Regions from separate parts of the Homo sapiens genome. Here region 1 is linked to region 2. A link is an interaction called in ENCODE POLR2A ChIA-PET data of the cell type or tissue named here. Cell type or tissue: PC-3. All regions are shown on one strand. Each heading gives the region's core, and the rest is flanking DNA. Links, peaks and the distances in the headings are about the cores only.

What was found. Peaks named below come from ENCODE experiments on the same cell type or tissue, not always from the same donor. Only the 100,000 strongest peaks of a DNase experiment are listed, where the experiment ranks them.
Region 1: POLR2A ChIA-PET joins it to region 2 with 9 read pairs; 3 of 35 experiments call an interaction of 5 or more read pairs at or near these places.

The regions. Positions count from the first base shown.
Region 1 is chr3:111,579,992-111,589,076 of GRCh38, forward strand. CD96 (CD96 molecule) reads left to right here. Exons shown (of 14, transcript NM_005816.5): 5 at 5,332-5,387. Among named protein-coding and RNA genes, the nearest start is that of ZBED2, 11 kb to the right of the region's middle. RefSeq lists silencers at 6,578-6,778, 6,838-7,038. In PC-3, for the core only: no CTCF peak of the experiment used is centred there; a DNase peak (open chromatin) is centred at 5,380; H3K27ac peaks cover 2,032 bases.
Region 2 is chr3:111,804,701-111,813,785 of GRCh38, forward strand. It overlaps LOC105374040 (a long non-coding RNA gene), which reads right to left. Exons shown (of 4, transcript XR_924333.4): 3 at 4,484-4,581. It also overlaps a transcript of PHLDB2 not described here. Among named protein-coding and RNA genes, the nearest start is that of PHLDB2, 50 kb to the right of the region's middle. In PC-3, for the core only: no CTCF peak of the experiment used is centred there; DNase peaks (open chromatin) are centred at 3,951 and 6,381; H3K27ac peaks cover 2,314 bases.

The DNA of each region.
Region 1 (9,085 bases), core at 3,000-6,999, 220 kb before region 2:
GTTTAGTTGTCTAATTGTCTTAGTTGCTTGCTTGAGCAAGGTGGAGTAAAGTCAGTGAGAAAAGGAAGGTGATAAATATAGCCCCAGAGAAACTGCAGAAGTTCCTCCTCCCCTGCTATCCTGCCAAGGCCCAGCTGGGGTGAGACCATCCAGGTCCAGCCCTTCCAGCAAAGGAGCCTTTAGGAAAGGCCCTCTGAACCTGCACTCTCAGGAGTGTGGAGCTGAGCTGTGAAATCCACTGTGGCCTCACTCAAAATGCAGACTATCTGCAGCGTGCCAATTTAAGGAGGAAAGGTTAAAATTCTATTTTCCCCAGTGGTACAAGGAAGTACCACTAATTAATAAACACCATTAATGAAGGGAAGCCTCTGCCTTTGGATGTTTTTTTCATTTTTTGTGACAAAGATCTGTGTTTTTTAGAAAGTCAATTTTAAAGAAGGCAAAGAGAAAAGCAGTGAGGTGGATAGACAATTAATTATTTTTGAAAATGAGATAAACAAAGAGAAAATAACTTCACAAACCTATGGACACAGGCTGCTAGATTGTTCCTCAATTCTCTAAAGGGCAGAGCAAGCAAAAAAAAATTATTTGGAATTGTATTGCCCTATTATTGGCAGTCATACAATTTAGTATTTTGAAGAAAACACAAAATTGCCTCCCCCTTCCCTCCTCTGTCCTCCCCTTCCCTCTGCATCCTCCCCCTTCTCTTTCTCTTCATCTCTCCTCAGGGATGGACTAGGCAATAATCATCCCTGATGATCAGGTTCCTTACGGAGCCTAAACAGTGTCCTGTGAAGAGTTGGAAACAAGCTGTTCATCTCTTTTGCTATCACCATTTGTTTATTTACCAGGCTGTGACTGTCTTAGTGCAAACATGAAACTGCTTCATCTGGTCTATTGTCAAACCAATGAAGGCAGCCATCCTCAATGTAGAAAGAAATATCAATTTTAATCTAGGCAAGCTGTGTCCCCTATTGATCAAGACTTTTTGCATCATAACTTGATCTAATTGCCTTGTCAACATTTATGCTGTGTCCTGTATCTCTTTGCTGCATTAAAACACCTCTATCTTGATCTTAAATGTTTTTCAGCCTTCTATATCTCATTTTTATCACCCTATTGGATTCTACAGCTCTTTGTCTCTACATTTCTCTTGTTTCTTCTTTGAAGTCCTTTCGGTGGATGCTTAAAAATATGAAACCCTGCCTGCTTGTTCAGAAAATTAGATTTTTCGTGCTTCCTGGTTTTTGCATTTAGTAAATTGGCTGGGCGGGTTGTGTTTGGGTGGAGTCTCATCCAGTCCTTAACCTATTTTGAGGTGTTACCCAAGTATATATTGTGGCCCTGACCACATATCTTATAAGAACCTACTTTACATCCCTTGGTGATTCCTCATATAGAATAAGTCTCCCCAAAACACCCATGAAAACCTTGAAATCAATACCCAAATATATATCAGATCTATTCCACATGCCCTAAACCCAGCATATTTCTTCTTCCCAAACAATGTCCATTGCTCAACTCTTCATTGTCTAACAGACCAGGGACAAGAGGGGCTACTCCAGCAATTTTGCCACTTCCTGCATCTCCTTCACTGGTCTCCTTTGGTTTTCCTTTCCTTGGCAGGGAGTCACCTGCCCATCACAGGGTTCTGTTCCACTCCTAAATTCCAAATCTGATTGTCCTCAACCTCAAAGAAAATCTGTCTCACCCTGTCACCTCTGCAATTTTTAGTAGTTGTTCTTTCTTTCAGGGCTTTTATTCTGCTGGTATTTGTTAACAGGAGGTAAGAGATACCTCTCCATCCATTAGTGTTTCAGGTTGTATCTTGGTTTTGGGTTCCCCTGAAATAAAACATCGAGATAAGGATTGCGGTTAATTTATTTGAAAGGCCATCCTGGGAAACATCAGAAAAGGAGTGAGAAAGTGAGTCAGGGAAGGGAAGGAAGATAAGAAAATGTACAAGATTATATCAGTTAGCACCATAGGTTTAGAGCTCATCTTACTGGGAGACAGCATAGAACACACATCAGAGTTATCCCACATGAAGGGCAAGAAAGCTGGGGTATTCATCTACCATCTCTCCATCTGTATCACTATTAACTCTCTGGGACTCCCAGTTTTTACTACTTGTGGACTAAGTATACTCCCATAATCTCAATAAATCATTATGCAAAGAGTCATCTAGTCATCAAAGAGTTATCCCAGTAAGAGATCTTCAGTATGCCAAGGTAAATGGCTAGTGGCTGTAGCAGGCACTGACAGCATCTGTGACTGGAGGTTTAGCATTCTTTCCACTGAGTCATAGAAGGCTGTGTTTGCTATGCTCAAGAATTTACTTGAAGCCACTTCTGTTCAACACGATGTACTTAATGTCTAGTTTGTGCTGGGCAGTTAAGTGCTAGAGATGAAGAAATTGATAAAATACTGGCTCAGAGGCACTTAAAATCTAGTAAAACAACAAAATCACTGAAATATTCCCTGATATTTCCTAGTGCCAAGCAACCAAACAAGAATCAAATGTTTCTCTGCTCCACTTCAGGGACCTTTATAATGAGACTTTATTTCTAAGCTGCATTAGTTCATTTTCATGCTGCTGATAAAGACATACCCAAAACTGGGAAGAAAAAGAGATTTAGTTGGACTTAAAGTTCCACATGGCTGGGGAGGCCTCAGAATCATGGCAGGAGGTGAAAGGCACTTCTTACATGGCAGCAGCAACAGAAAAATGAGGAAAATCAAAAGCATAAATGCCTGATAAACCCATTAGATCTCATGAGACTTATTCACTATAGCATGGTAAAGACCAGCCCTCATGATTCAATTGCCTCCCACCAGGTCCCTTCTGGGAGACACAATTCAAGTTGAGATTTGGGTGGGGACACAGCCAAACCATATAATTTCACCCATGGCCTGTCCCAAATCTCATGTCCTCACATTTCAAAATCAATCATGCCTTCCCAACAGTCCCCCATATTCTCAACCCATTTCAGCATTAACCCAAAAGTCCAAGTCCAAAGTCCCATCTGAGACAAGGCAAGTCCCTTCTGCCTATGAGCCTGTAAAATCAAACGCAAGTTAGTTACTTTCTAGATATAATGGGGGTATAAGCATTCAGTAAATACAACCATTCTAAATGGGAGAAATTGGCCAAAACAAAGGGGCTGCAGGCCCCATGCAAGTCCAAAATCCAAAAGGGCAGTCAAATCTTAAAGTTCCAAAATGATCTCCTTTGACTCTATGTCTTGCATCTGGGTCACACAGATGCAAGAGGTAGGTTCCCATGTTCTTAGGCAGTTCTGTCCCTGTGGCTTTACAGGGTACAGCCTCCCTCCTGGCTGCTTTCACAGGCTAGTGTTGAGTGTCTGCAGCTTTTTCAGGAGCACAGTGCAATCTGTTGGTGGATCTACCATTCTGGGGTCTGGAGGATGGTGGCCCTCTTCTCACAGCTCCACTAGTCAGTGCCCCATTAGGGACTCTGTGTGGGGGCTCCAACCCCACATTTCCCTTCTGCACTGCCCAAGCAGAGGTTCTTCATGAGGGCCCCGCCCTTGCAGCAAACTTTTGCTGGGTATTCAGACATTTCCATAAATCTTCTGAAATCTAGGTAGATGTTCCCAAACCTCAGTTCTTGACTTCTCTGCACGCACAGGCTCAACACCATGTGGAAGCTGCCAAGGCTTGGGGATTCCACACTTTTAGAAGCAATGGCCCAAGCTGCACGTTGGCCCCTTTCAGCCATAGCTGGAATGGCTGGGACACAGGGCACCAAGTCCCGAGGCTGCACACAGCAAGGGGACCCTGGGCCCAGCCCAGGAAACCACTTTTTCCTCCTGGGCCTCTGGACCTGTGATGGGAGGGGCTGCTGTGAAGGTCTCTGATGTGGCCTGGGGACATTTTCCCCATGGTCTTGTAGATTAACATTAGGCTCCTTCCTACTTATGCAAATTTCGGCAGCCAGCTTGAATTTCTCCCTAGAAAATGGGTTTCTCTTTTCTATTGCATAGTCAGGCTGCAAATTTTCCAAACTTTCATGCTCTGCTTCCCTTATAAAACTGAGTGCCTTTAACAGCACCCAATACACCTCTCGAATGCTTTGCTGCTTAGAAATTTCTCCTGCCAGACACCCTAAATCATCTCTTGTAAGTCCAAAGTTCCACAAATCTCTAGGGCATAGGCAAAATGCTGCCAGTCTCTTTGCTAAAACATAACAAGAGTCACCTTTGCTCCAGTTCCCAACAAGTTCCTCATCTCTATCTGAGACCACTTCAGCCTCAACCTTATTGTTCATATCACCATCAGCATTTTTGTCAAAGTGATTCAACAAATCTCTAGGAGGTTCCAAACTTTACAACATTTTCTCGTCTTCTTCTGAGCCCTCCAAACTGTTTCATCCTCTGCCTGTTACCCAGTTCCAAAGTTGCATCCACATTTTTGGGTATATTTTCAGCAACACTCGACTGTACTGGTACTAATTTATTGTATTAGTCTGTTTTCACACTGCTGATAAAGACATACCCAAGACTGGGAAGAAAAAGAAGTTTAATTGGACTTACAGTTCCACATGGCTGGGGAGGCCTCAGAATCATGGTGCGTGGTGAAAGGTACTTCTTACACAGCAATGGGAAGAGAAAAATGGGGAGAAGCAAAGGCGGGAATCCCTGATAGACCCACCAGATCTCATGAAACTTATTCACTATCATGAGAATAGCATGGGAAAGACCAGCCCCCGTGATTCAATTACCTCTCGCTGGGTCTCTTCCACAACACATGGGAATTCTGGGAGATACAATTCAAGTTGAGATTTGAGTGAGGACAGAGCCAAACCATATCATAAGCCTTTGGACATGTAGAACATTGCTCTTTTCTCTCCCTCCCCACCACCCATCCTCCGCTTGCACTACCAGTCTTCCACATTCCCAATTTTACTTGACTCATCACTGATAACCACATCACATCTTCCAAAAGCCTCCTCCTATCCTCCAAGGTTAGGTTAGAAAATTTATTTAAAAGCTGTCTTCAAATCCTACATGTCCTTAATCATTGCACTTATCTCAGTGTATTGTAACTTCCAGTTTGTTTATCTGTATTCCCATGAAACTGTAGATTTCTTAAGAACAGTGAATATTATTTGTCCACATTTGTTTCCTAAGCATCTAGCATACTGCCAGGTACACAGTGGGCCTGGCAGTATTATATTAATAAATATTAATTTATAAATATTAATATTTAATGAATGAAGATGCTTATAGACACACACACACATACACACACTAGTGGCCAGGTAGGATGACATTTGGTGCCACTAACTATGTTTTATTTGCCTTTAAGCTAAACCAGAAATCCCTGTGATTGTGGAAAATAACTCCACGGATGTCTTGGTAGAGGTGAGTCACATAAAAGCCTTTGAAAATCTACAGTATTACATGTAAGGTGTGTCAGGTTGCATAGTTGCCAGGAATGTTCTCTCAAAGAACTTTACTCCTTGGCCCTTGACCAATTAACTGCTAATAGGGATGAAGGGAAGCTGGGTTGTTTCTAGAAAGTGAATGGGAATTTTTACTTTTAGACTTAGGGCTCTCAGAATGTTTGATGTGCACTTTTAGTCCTTAAATTTCTCAGAAAAAAAAATAGTCACAATTTGTTTAAACTTCTCTTTTATAAAAATTCAGGTGGATAGTGAGGACAAAGTAGGGCAGAAAGCAGTGTGAGCCCTGGTGTAAGAAGGAGGCTTTTGCTCAGCTGACGTTTAATTTGTTCTAATCCATTTCCTTTACCCACTTTCCCATTGTTTTTATTTCAAAGTGACAGGAGGAGATATGCCCTCCTGTACTCCTGCAGAACCCTGGGTATGTCTTTGGTAGTAATGAAGAAGGGCAGGAGAAAAAAGAAAATTGAATAGGGACCTCTGACTTAACTTCTTCTGGGTGGTAGTTACCAGCCTGTAGTCACTAGGATCTGGACTCAATTTCTCGCTCTTTCTCTTGCGAGCTGTGACCTTGGGCAAATTACTTCATGTCTTTGCAGTCAGTTTCCCCATCTATATGAAGTGAATAATAATAGTATCTTCACATTGTTGCTGTTTTTAAAAATTAAATAACATATGAAAAAATCTAAGTACAGTGTGTGACATATATTAAGTGTTTAATAAACATTATTGTTCTTGTTTTTGTTATTATTATTATCTGTGTTAATCAACTGTCTTGTGGCCTTATGACTTTAGCCAAGCTTTTAAAAACCCTAAGTAAAAAATATACTCATTAATTCTCTAACATTTTCTATTACATGGGGCGAGAGAAAATTATATTCATTCTAGTTTCTTCTCGCACCAATAACATTAAATAACTTACAATCTCTGGTCTTACTGAATATTAGTCATTTAATTTGATAATTGCATACAAATCATAGCTTAGATTGTTTGAGATGGTTTTGCATAACTTGGAAAAATATCTTCCAAGTAGTTGTGTCTTTTGCCAGTTTCATATATTAGTCTCTTAGGTAACTGCTTGTATTAGTCCATTTTCATGCTGCCAGTAAAGACACACCCAAGACTGGGTAATTTATACAGGGAAAAGAGTTTAATTGGACTTACAGTTGCACATAGCTGGGGAAGCCTGACAATCATGGCGGAAGGCAAGAAGGAGCACATCATGTCTTACATGGATGGCAGAGGGCAAAAAGACAATGTGCAGGAAAACTCCCCCTTATAATAACCATCAGATCTCATGAGACTTACTCACTATCATGATAACAGCACAGGAAAGTCCCCATGCTTCAATTACCTCCCACCAGGTCCCTCCCACAACACGTGGGAATTCGAGATTAGATTTGGGTGGTGACACAGCCAAACCATATCATTCCACCTCTGACCTCTCCCAAATCTCATGTCCTCACATTTCAAAACCAATCATTCCTTTCCAACAGTCCCCCAAAGTCTTAACTCATTGCAGCATTAACTCAAAAGTCCAGAGTCCAAAGTCTCATCTGAGATAAGGCAAGTCCCTTCTGCCTATGAACCTGTAAAATCAAAAGCATGTTAGTTACATCCTAGATACAATGGAGTACAGGTATTGGATAAATACAGCCATTCCAAATGGAAGACATTGGCCAAAACAAGTCTGAAATCCAGCAGGGCAGTCAAATCTTAAGGCTCCAAAATGATCTCCTTTGACTCCAAGACTCATATCCAGGTCATACAGATGCAAGAGGTGGGTTCCCATAGTCTTAGGCAGCTCCACCCCTGTGGCTTTGCAGGGTATAACTCCCCTCCTGGCTGTTTTCACAGGCTGGCATTGAGTGTCTGCAGCTTTTCCAGGCACACAGTGCAAGCTGTTGGTGGATCTACCATTCTGTGGTCTGAAGGATGGTAGTCCTCTTCTCACATCTCTGCTAGGTGGTGTCCCATTAGGGACACAAGCTCTGCCAGTGTGGCTTTGCAGGATACAGCCTCCCTCCTGGCTGCTTTCATGGTCTGATGATGAGTTTCTGCAGCTTTTCCAGGCACACAGTGCAAGCTGTCACGGATCTACCATTCTGGGATCTGAAGAATGGTGGTCCTCTTCTCACAGCTCCACTAGGCAGTAGCATAGTGGGGACTACTTGTGGGGCCTCCAACCCCACATCTTCCTTTTGCACTGCCCTAGGTGGGGTTCTCCATGAGGGCCCCGCCTGCAGCAAACTTTTGCCTGGGCATCCAGGCATTCCCATACATCTTCTGAAATGTAGGCAGAGGTTCCCAAACCTCAATTCTTGACTTCTGTGCACCTACAGGCTGAACACCACGTGGAAGCTTCCAAGGCTTGGGACTTCCACCCTCTGAAGCAGCAGCCCAAGCTGTACCCTTGGCCCCTTTCAGTTATGGCTGGAGTGGCTAGGACACAGGGCACCAAGTCCCAAGACTGCGCACAGCATGGAGACCTGGGGCATCACCCACAAATCCATTTTTTCCTCCTAAACCTCTGGGCCTCTGAAGGAGGGGCTGCTGCAAAAGTCTCCAACATGCCCTGGAAACATTTTCCCCATTGCCTTGATGATTAACATTCAGCTCCTTGTTACTTATGCAAATTTCTGCAGCCAGCTTGATTTTCTCTCCAGAAAATGGGATTTTCTTTTCTATCACATTGTCAGGCTACAAATTTTCCAAACTTTTATTCTCTGTTTATCTTTTGAAACTGAATGCCTTTAACAGCACCCAAGTTACCTCTTGCATGCTTTGCTGCTTAGAAATTTTTTCTGCCAGATATCCTAAATCATCTATCTTAAGTTCAAAGTTCCACAGATCTCTAGGGTAGGGGCAAAATGCCACCAGTCTCTTAACTAAAACATAACAAGAGTCATCTTTGCTCCAGTTCCCAACAAGTTCCTCATCTCCATCTGAGACAACCTCGGCCTGGACCTTATTGTTCATATTACTATTGGCATTTTTGTTAAAGCCATTCAGCAAGTCTCTAGGAAGTTCCAAACTTTCCCATATTTTCCTGTCTTCTTCTGAACCCACCAAACTGTTCCAACCTCTGCCTGTTACCCAGTTCCAAAGTTGCATCCACATTTTTGGTTATTTTTTCAGCAGTGCCCACTCTTCTGATACCAATTTACTGTATTAGTCCATTTTCATACTACTGATAAAGACATACCCAAGACTGGGTAATTTATACAGGAAAAAGGTTATAATAACCATCAGATCTCATGAGACTTACTCACTGTCACAAAAACAGCATGGGAAAGACCTGCCCCCATGATTCAGTTACCTCTCACTGGGAGTTCAAGATGAGATTTGGATGAGGACACAGCCAAACCATATCACTGCTATTATAATCCTGATTATACAGCAAAAGATTTAATCATTTTTGCTGTGTTGTAACTTAATTTCTAAGTGTATTAGTGAACTTCATTTCAATAGTTTACATTTCAAAAATAAGCTAATCATACAGCTTTTGGTAGGTGTTTTTGTTTCTTTTTTTTTCTTTTTTTTTTTTTTTGAGATGAGTCTCACTCTGTCACCCAGGCTGGAGTCCAGTGCCGCGATCTCTGCTCACTGCAAGCTCCGCCTCCTGGGTTCACGCTATTCTCCTGCCTCAGCCTCCTG
Region 2 (9,085 bases), core at 2,446-6,445:
ACTTACCATTGAAATTTTGGGGGGAAAACTTTGCTAAACTGCAGTGTTTATTTGACTTTTTAAATAACTGTGATGCTGAACAGTAAGAATTAATTTGCACACAGGGCTTCTAAAAAGTGGGCCACTTCTTATTTTGAGAAAAACTTCAAAATTATGTAATAAATTTCACTGAGAAATAAAATATTGACATAAATAACAATAGAACAATATCAAGTTTTTGGTAAAATAAAAAGTTATTCATGTGAAAAATAAAATAATAGAACAATACTAGGTGCTGGGGAGGATGTGGAGCAACCAGAAGTCTTATACACTGCTAGCAAGAATGTAGAATTTGAAAGTGTCAACCTCAGTCACTTTGGAGAACAGTTTGACAATTTCTTAACACGTTAAACATACGTGTGCCTTGTTACCCAACAAGTCTACTCCTAGATATAGGAATTTACCCAAGAGAGATGAAACATAAGTCCACAAAAGACTTGTACATAAATGTTTATAGCAGCTTTGTTCATTATAGCCAAGAACAAATTATGATATATCCATACAAGCTAATACTACTCAACAATAAAAAAAATTACTGGGGCCGGGCGCTGTGGCTCAAGCCTGTAATCCCAGCACTTTGGGAGGCTGAGGCGGGCAGATCACGAGGTCAGGAGCTCGAGACCATCCTGGCTAACATGGTGAAACCCCGTCTTTACTAAAAATACAAAAAAATTAGCTGGGCATGGTGGCGCATGCCTGTAGTCCCAGCTACTCGGGAGGCTGAGGCAGGAGAATGGCACGAACCTGGGAGGCGGAGCTTGCAGTGAGCCGAGATTGCGCCGCTGCACTCCAGCCTGGGCGACAGAGCAACACTCCGTCTCAAAAAAAAAGAAAAAAAATTACTGGATAAATGCAACAACATGGATGGGTCTCATAAACAGCAAGCTTAGTGAAAGAAGCCAGACACAAAAGTATACATACTGTCTGATTCCATTTTTATGGAATGCTAGTAAAGACAAATCTAATCTATAGTGACAGAAAGCAGGTCAGTGGTGCCTGGGGCCAGGGGTGGTGAGTGGGAGTGTTGACTGGGAAGGACACAGGGAAATTTTGGGATGATGGAAATGTTTATATCTTGATTGTGATGGTGGTTGCATAGATGTATGCAAAAAAAAAAAAAAGAAGAAGAAAAAAGAAAAGATACAAGAAGTCAAGAAAGAAGCCAGTCACAGAAGACTACATTTTGTATTATATAAAATTCCATTTATATGAAATTTCTAGAAAAGGCAAAACAATAGAGACAGAGAATTGGTCAAGAGTTATCAATTGGATACTTAAATGGGTACATAAAAAAACAGGTCAAAATGTTGTTAAAGATTCAACAATTCAAGTTATCTGCTGTGAAAATGCCATAAAGAGTTAGTATCTCTAGAATCATTATAGCAGTCATCTTCTAGTGCAAGTCCCAGTACCATTTTTAACAGCCTTATTGAGGAATAATTTGCATATCATAAAATTCTCCCATTGTAAGTGTACAATTATAGAATTTTTGATGACTATATATGATTATGCAACCAGCACCACAGTCCAGTTTAAAACATACCCATCACACCAGAAAGTTCCCTCACACCTGTGGCAGTCAATCCCCTCTCCCACCCCAGCCAACCACCGAACCAATTCTCTGTCTCTATAGTTTTGCCTTTTCTAGAAATTTCATATAAATGGAATTTTATATAATACAAAATGTAGTCTTCTGTGACTGGCTTCTTTCTTGCCTTCTTGAATCTTTTCTTTTTTTTTCTTCTTTTTTTTTTCTTTTTTTTGAGACGGAGTCTCACTCTGTCACCCAGGCTGGAGTGCAGTGGCTCAATCTTGGCTCACTGCAACCTCTGCTTCCCGGGTTCAAGCAATTCTCGTGCCTTCAGCCTCTCAAGTAACTGGGACTATAGGCACGAGCCAGCACACCTGGCTAATTTTTGTATTTTTAGTAGAGACAGGGTTTCACCACACTGGCCAGGCTGGTCTTGAACTCCTGACCTCAGGTGATCCGCCTGCCTCGGCCTCCCAGAGTGCTGGGATTACAGGCATGAGCCACTGCACCTAGCCCTTCTTTTTTTTTTTAATAACTTTTTTTTTGAAATGGGGTTTCACTGTGTTGTCCAGGCTGGTCTTGAACTTCTTCCTAGGCTCAAGCACCCTTCCTGCCTTGGCCTCCTAAAGTGCTGGGATTACAAGCATAAGCCACCATGCCCAGCCCCTTTTTGTTTTCTTAAGATGAAGAAGTTCTAGTTATGGGACTTGTAAGAGACATTAGTTGCAGGTCCAGAGCACACATTTGCCGATTCTCAGTCCAGGACTTAGCTGTGACACCATGCTATTGTCAGGATACAGTATACTAGATACAGGATACTAGAATAGGAAAAAAATAAACCTGGTTTAGGGGATCAGAATGGCTATTTCTAGCCATCCAACTCAACTTATCTGAGATTCAATTTTCCCTTATATACAATGAGGATAATAATGTCTAATGCATAGCTCTGTTGTGAGGAATAAATTAAGTGTACAGAGTACCAAACATAGAGACAGGCAAACATTAGGAATTTAATAAATGATAATTGCTGACTAGAAAATCACTTAAAGTACAAATGTTCATCTTGAGACAAAGAACATAAAGAGGGAAAGTCATAAATGTTGGAAACTGAAGATTAGGGTTTAAACATTGACTTATTTAAATCTCAAAAGAAGCATGAATCCCTGCCAGGCATAGTGGCACACACCTGTAATCCCAGCAACTCTGGGAAGCCAAGTTGGGAGGATTGCTTGGGGCCAGGAGTTTGCCCAGGAGGCCTGGGCCACATAGGAAGACCCCATCTCTACAAAAAAATAAAAATTTAAAAAAAATAGCCAGGCGCGTGATTTTTTTAATTTACACGCCTGTAGTCCTGTAGTCCCACTTGTAGTCCTGACTACTCAGGAAGCTGAGGCTGAAGGATTGCTCAAGCCTAGGAATTCAAGGCTGCAGTGAGCTATGATGGACCCACTGCACTACAGCCTGGGCGACAGAGTGAGACCCTGTCTCAAAAAAGGAGAAGAAGAAGGAGAAGGAGAAGAGAATAAGGAGAAGGAAGAGGAATAGGAAGAGGAGGAGAATGAATCTCACAGATTTAAGACAGTGCCAGCTAAATTGGGAATTATTTGCTAAATGTAGTTAACTGAACATTGCTTTATTTCTTTGATAAGAGGACCATTTTATAAATAAGCTGGGTGTTTTTTTTTTTTTTTTTTGCCTAATTTTATGAGTGACTCAATAGTTCTCAGGCCTGGCTGCACATTAGAGTCACCTGGGGAGTGTTAAAAATTACCAATGCCTGGGACCCAGCCCAGAAATTCTGATTTCATCGGTCTGGAAAGGGGCTGGGGCATTGGTGATTTTAAAGTTTCTCCTGGCAATATTAATGTAAAACCATTGTAAAGAACTCACAGCAGCATTAACAGTTTGATTCTCTGGGTCTTAGGGAATGTGTTCAAAATTGTGGGGTGAACTGTCTTTAGAGTATGCCACTCTGACATCTTAGAAAGAGACAAACCACAGAGACTAGCTGTACCCACCCAGATGTTCTATCCACAGATGATCTTTTCTTATTTTTCTACATGGTGTTGTATGTTTGTGCAATCAAACATAAGGGCTTTGCATGAATGACATTAGCTATGTCTGCTCGGAAAAAGGAGGTTGCCCTTCACCTCCACATCCTGTGCTGCCACTTTTCTTTTGAGTCCTCGGTCAGAGCTGGGTGTTTAAACATATATTCTGGGTTTTTTTTTTTTTCATCTTTTATTTTGGATTCAGAGGGTACACATGCAGGTTTGTTACATGGGTATACTGCGTGGTGCTGGGGTCTGGGACATGGATGATCCTGTCACTCAGGTAGTGCAGAAAGAGTAAACATGTATTCTTAAGCAATACATGTATATCTCATGAGTCACAGCTTCAAGAAGACAAATACAATCTGCATGGACTGGTGCTCTAATTAAAAACTCTAAAGACTCAGGAGGCCTGGATAAGTCTCCTGCCCTCTTTGGTCTTCAAATATTTAATTTGTACAATTAATGGATTTCCTTTTATAACCCTAAGGTATTTTCCAGTTACTATGATTCACTGGTTGTAATTCTCATAACTAATATAATAAAGAGCAAATTCTTTATATAGCATCCATTTAGAACTCTACTACTAGTACTAAACAATTCCTAAAATAAGGGTTTATATCTCTGTTAAAGTCATTAGTACATACACATAAATAATATCTTGGTCTTTGACTAGTATATTTATTTACCAAGAAATGCAATGGCTTAATCTATACTTTCCAGAAGGAACTGACTGCTGTCATCGAGGAGGAATAGTCACATAAATAAATTATTGTTCTTCACACATAGTACTCACAAAACCTTAGTTAATTGATTATTCAATTATGATATTGTGAAACTGTAACATGACATTAATCATTACCTGGTGAAATGATCATGGGCCTTTGTGTGATGCTGCGGCTTCCTGGGAAACTCACTAATGTATTCACATAAACCAGATGTGCCAGAAGAAAGCTCTTGCTGTGGAATTGATGGAGAGTTTGTTTAAAGAAAGGAAAACAACTCTAAATAGTAAAATAAATATTTTCTTCTGCCTTTGGGTGACCTTATGCTCAACCTCTTCCCTTATGAGAATGCTGTCTCCAAGCCTGTGGTTCTATGGCATGTCAGTAATCTGAAAAGTCTATCTGAAGTCCAGCAGTGGGCCACTGCCCAGCCTCACAAGCCTGATTTCCTCTTCTTTTCTCCACAAACACCCACATACTTATTAGCTCCCTCAGTTCTTAAAATGGATTCTTTTTATCTAATGCCAACTTATCACTGTATATCAGGTCTTTGACCCTGAAATATCTTTAGTAAGTTTGCTTTTCTTTGTTGCTAAGGCAAAGCCTGGCAGATTTACCTATCATCAAGAAGCTCTGATTTGTGGTGGTGCTAAGTTTGGAAGAAATATGAATCAATGAAATAACTTACCTGAAGTAAGAGTCACTTTAAATTAAGTTTATCAGCCCAGTCACTTGTAAAGGTTTGAAGACAATAGTCATGATGTAATAAAAGAGTATGCAAACTCAAGAGTTTAGATACACCTCAAGCATATAATAGAGTAACAAATTTCAGTTATGCAAGATGAAGACGTTCTAGAGTTCTGTTGTACAACCTATAGTTAGGAATTCTCCCTCCTCAGCCTCCCAAGTAGCTGGGACTACAGGCATGCATCACTGCACCCAGGTAATTTTTTAAAACTTTTTTGTGGAGATGAGCTCTCATTATGTTGTCCAGGCTGGTTTAAGAGCGTTAGTGCATCATGTTATGGTTAACAATCCTAAGGAAACACCAGTAGGGCATCACTCTAACACTGCCATGGAGCTATCTGAAAGAAGCTAGAGGCTATTAAGCCAAATGCAAGGTGACACACACAGAGGCCATACACACTAACCACAACCTGAGAGCACCTGAGATAGGAAATATGTGTTCCAGGAAGGGGCCTATCTGGGACCATATTACCGTGTGTTTTCATGTCCATTTCTGAAACTAGGCCTACTCTGCATGACTATCTTAATCTCCTCAGGCTGCCATAACAAATACTATAGACTGGGCGGCTTAAACAACAGAAGTTTATTTCTCACAATTCTGGAAGCTGGAAAGTTCAAGCTCAGGGTGCCAGCATGCTCAATTTCCGGTGGGAGCCCTCTTCCTGGCTTGCAGACAGCCCCCACTTTGTTGTGTGCTCACATGATCTTTCCTTGGTGCATGTATGTGAAGAGAGGGCTCTGTCTGTCGTCTCCTTTTAAGACCACTAATCCTATCAGATTAGGACCCCATTCTTATGACCTCATTTAACCTTAATTACCTCCTAAAAGTTCTCTTTAAATACAGTCATATTGAGGGTTAGGGCTTCAACATATAAATTTTCCAAGGACGCTATTCCGTCCATAGCAATGATATAGCAACCCACACAGACTATCCCTAAATGTAGAAATCAGTGTTACTCTTCAAAGCAACACATTTTTAAAAATATGTCTTCCAAATGCCTTATTTTTGACAACGGAATCCTTTGTCCAAAATAAATTTTACAAAGATCCTCAGTATATAATATAATAAATAAATACACTGGACAGTAAGTTTGGGAAATGTGTTTGATCTGTGTAGGGATGTACAGTTGTATCTGCACTAAACTAGCTCTGCAAGAGGATACAGAAGAGATTTCAAAGAGCTGTCATCCTAGGTAAATGGCCCAGATACATGCTCCATGAACCCCCTCAGGGAAACATCTTTGCTATTAAACAGGATAATCTGTAAGCAGAGCCAAAAAGGACTTTGGATGCAAGAAGAGACCAGGGGATGTCTCATCCTGAGTCATCAGGATATTTCTCAGGAGGATTTAAGTAACTGGTCTTACAGTTAAAGCCTCCTATAAAAATGTACTCCATTTAGCATTTAACTAATAAAACCAAGTACCTACAAAACTAGAAGCTTTATCCCATTAAGGAACCTTTCAGGACTTGGTGTTTGCATGAAACAGAAAGTAATCATTGCTATAGGAGAGTCCAAGTCTCTTCATGAAATCATTTTAAAAAATGTATTCTACTGTGGTCAGGAGAACTCTTGCATTATGCATATTTTGCTACCAATTAGTCTTGGTGAAGAAATGGCCCAGTTTTCTCACTGGCAAATTAAAGGGTAGATTAGGCCAGTGAGTGTCAAGCTTTAATGTACAAAAGAAATCGTTAGGCAGTTTATTTATTATTAATAATATGCAGGTTTTTAACCTGTAGGCCCCACAAAAATTTTGATTCACTTGCTCTGTGACAAGATTCAGGAATCTTAATTATTTACTGGCACCCTATTGATTGTGATACAGGTAATCAATAGATTCCTCACTACACACACACATACACACACACGAAAAAATGAAATGATGATCTTTAAACTCTTTCTGTCTTTCAGATACTATAATTCTGTTTTTAAGGTTCATATAAGCAAAGCAGGATATTAGGCCTACATTCCTGACCTATCTGCCAAAGAATTATTAAAAACAAACATCTTTTGCTCACTCTAAGCACACTGGATGATGCCATTATGATAAAGTCCAGGAGAGAGAAAGAGATGAAATCATGATGTCTAAACTATATTCATTTTTGTGACCTTCATCCTATATAAGCTGCTTTCCACCTTAACTGTGCATGTTCAAAACATTGCCCCAAGGTGAGAGAAAATTGCTTGGAATGTTCCTTCATCAACATCTGCTCTCTTTCTTCTGGCCCTGCTATCAACCCCGTCTCTGTGAAATCTCAGAACCTGAATTCCAGTATTTAGATTAAAGAAAAGGGGCTTCTCTGCTGTCTCTTATCTCTGATTCCATTTCCAAGGCCATTAATATATTTCAGGCAGACAGATTTTTGTTTTACAGACTATTTCTTTTTCTAGGATGTTCCCAGTCATTTAGAACATCATCCATATATCCAGGCCATCTTTCTGTGATCACCATTTGTTTTCAGTTGATACAAATGGAGTTTAAGACAGTTTCCTTGAAGGCAGGAATGCTGTGTGTGAATTGTGACTCTATGAAAAGTTACAGTGAACACAAAAGCTAACACTTTGTAAGAACAGTACTCTGCAAGGGGAAATGGAGAGGACAGTATAAACATATGATGTCTGAATTAGCAAATGAAACATAAGTTTATGTGATGATCCAATGGAAGGACCAGGTAACTGAATGTTTTCATGGAGTTTCTCAACTTTGGAAGGAATCAGTGAATGAGGAGGAATTAATGACCTCATTGGGAGATTTTCAGCTGGCTTCTTCTACACTATGAGACCATCTCCAGGCTTAGGATGAGTTTGCTTAGTATGATCATCCTAGGACAGTCCCTTTGCTGCCTGGTTTTATCCCAACTGTTCAAAGCAGCTTCATTAAGATTTTTTCCCTGAGAGAACTCAGATTGGAGCTTCATCAAATACCACTAGCCTTTGACTTTCTGCAGAGAAAGTTAATGAATATAGCTTGGAGCCAGACAAATTAATTTTTTACATTTTCTGTTTATTTTTAACTCTTGTTTCAAAAGGGTAGAGAGAGTGGAGACATAACAATCAAGCTTTTACAGCCAAAATCCAGGGGTGAGGTCATGTGGTCCTAGAAAGGAAGTGTGGGGAAAACATTACAAACATTGGCAGGATGCTTCCCCCATAGCATTATCACATTGCTTTGTGACTGGTATTTAATAGCTATCCTTTCTCAGACTAGAAGCTCCGCTAAAGAAGAGACCAAGGCTTCAATAATCAAAATCTAGCAGAGTGCTTTAGCACATAATGGTAGTTTGTAGCATGTTTAACTTAAAAGACTCCAGCTGAATGGACACTTCCCATTCAAGTATAAAAAAACTGTAGGAGGAGTTGGGCAGATGTTAGTAAAAGGATACAAAGTTTCAGCTTGGGGAAACAAGTTCAAGAGAGCTGTTGTATAATGTGATTACTATAGTTAATAACAATGTATTGTACTTTTGTATACTACATATGACATTTTTATTTGTCCATTAAAATAAATAAATAAATAAATCCATGTACAATATATTTTGGAGGCTTAGATATTTTTTTTAAAAGGGAAAGGATATTTTTAGTATATTTAGTTTCCCCCTCTTTTGGTCTTTAGTTAATCCTTAACATGTAAAATAATTGACAGGTGAAATTTTTGTGGCTTAAGGCTAAAGCAAACCTACCAGCCTTTGGGCTTTTATGACAAATTTTCCCTCCTATCAGAATAAATGTAATAGTAAATGTTATAACTGAAAGTCTAAAACAGCGTGTTACACAACATTCAAAATTATACAAATCTTTGGAATTCTTAGTGGAAAAATGACTAAAAGGAAAGGAAAATGGAAGAGTGCCAAAAATTGCTAATAATTATAAACCAATTGGAAAAACTACAAAGTATATTTAAGGCTGCAATCTGGTTCAGACTTTCTCTTCTTTGCCACCAGTTCTTGAGCTGAGTGAAGAAGTAATGTATTTGGATGCATACAATTCA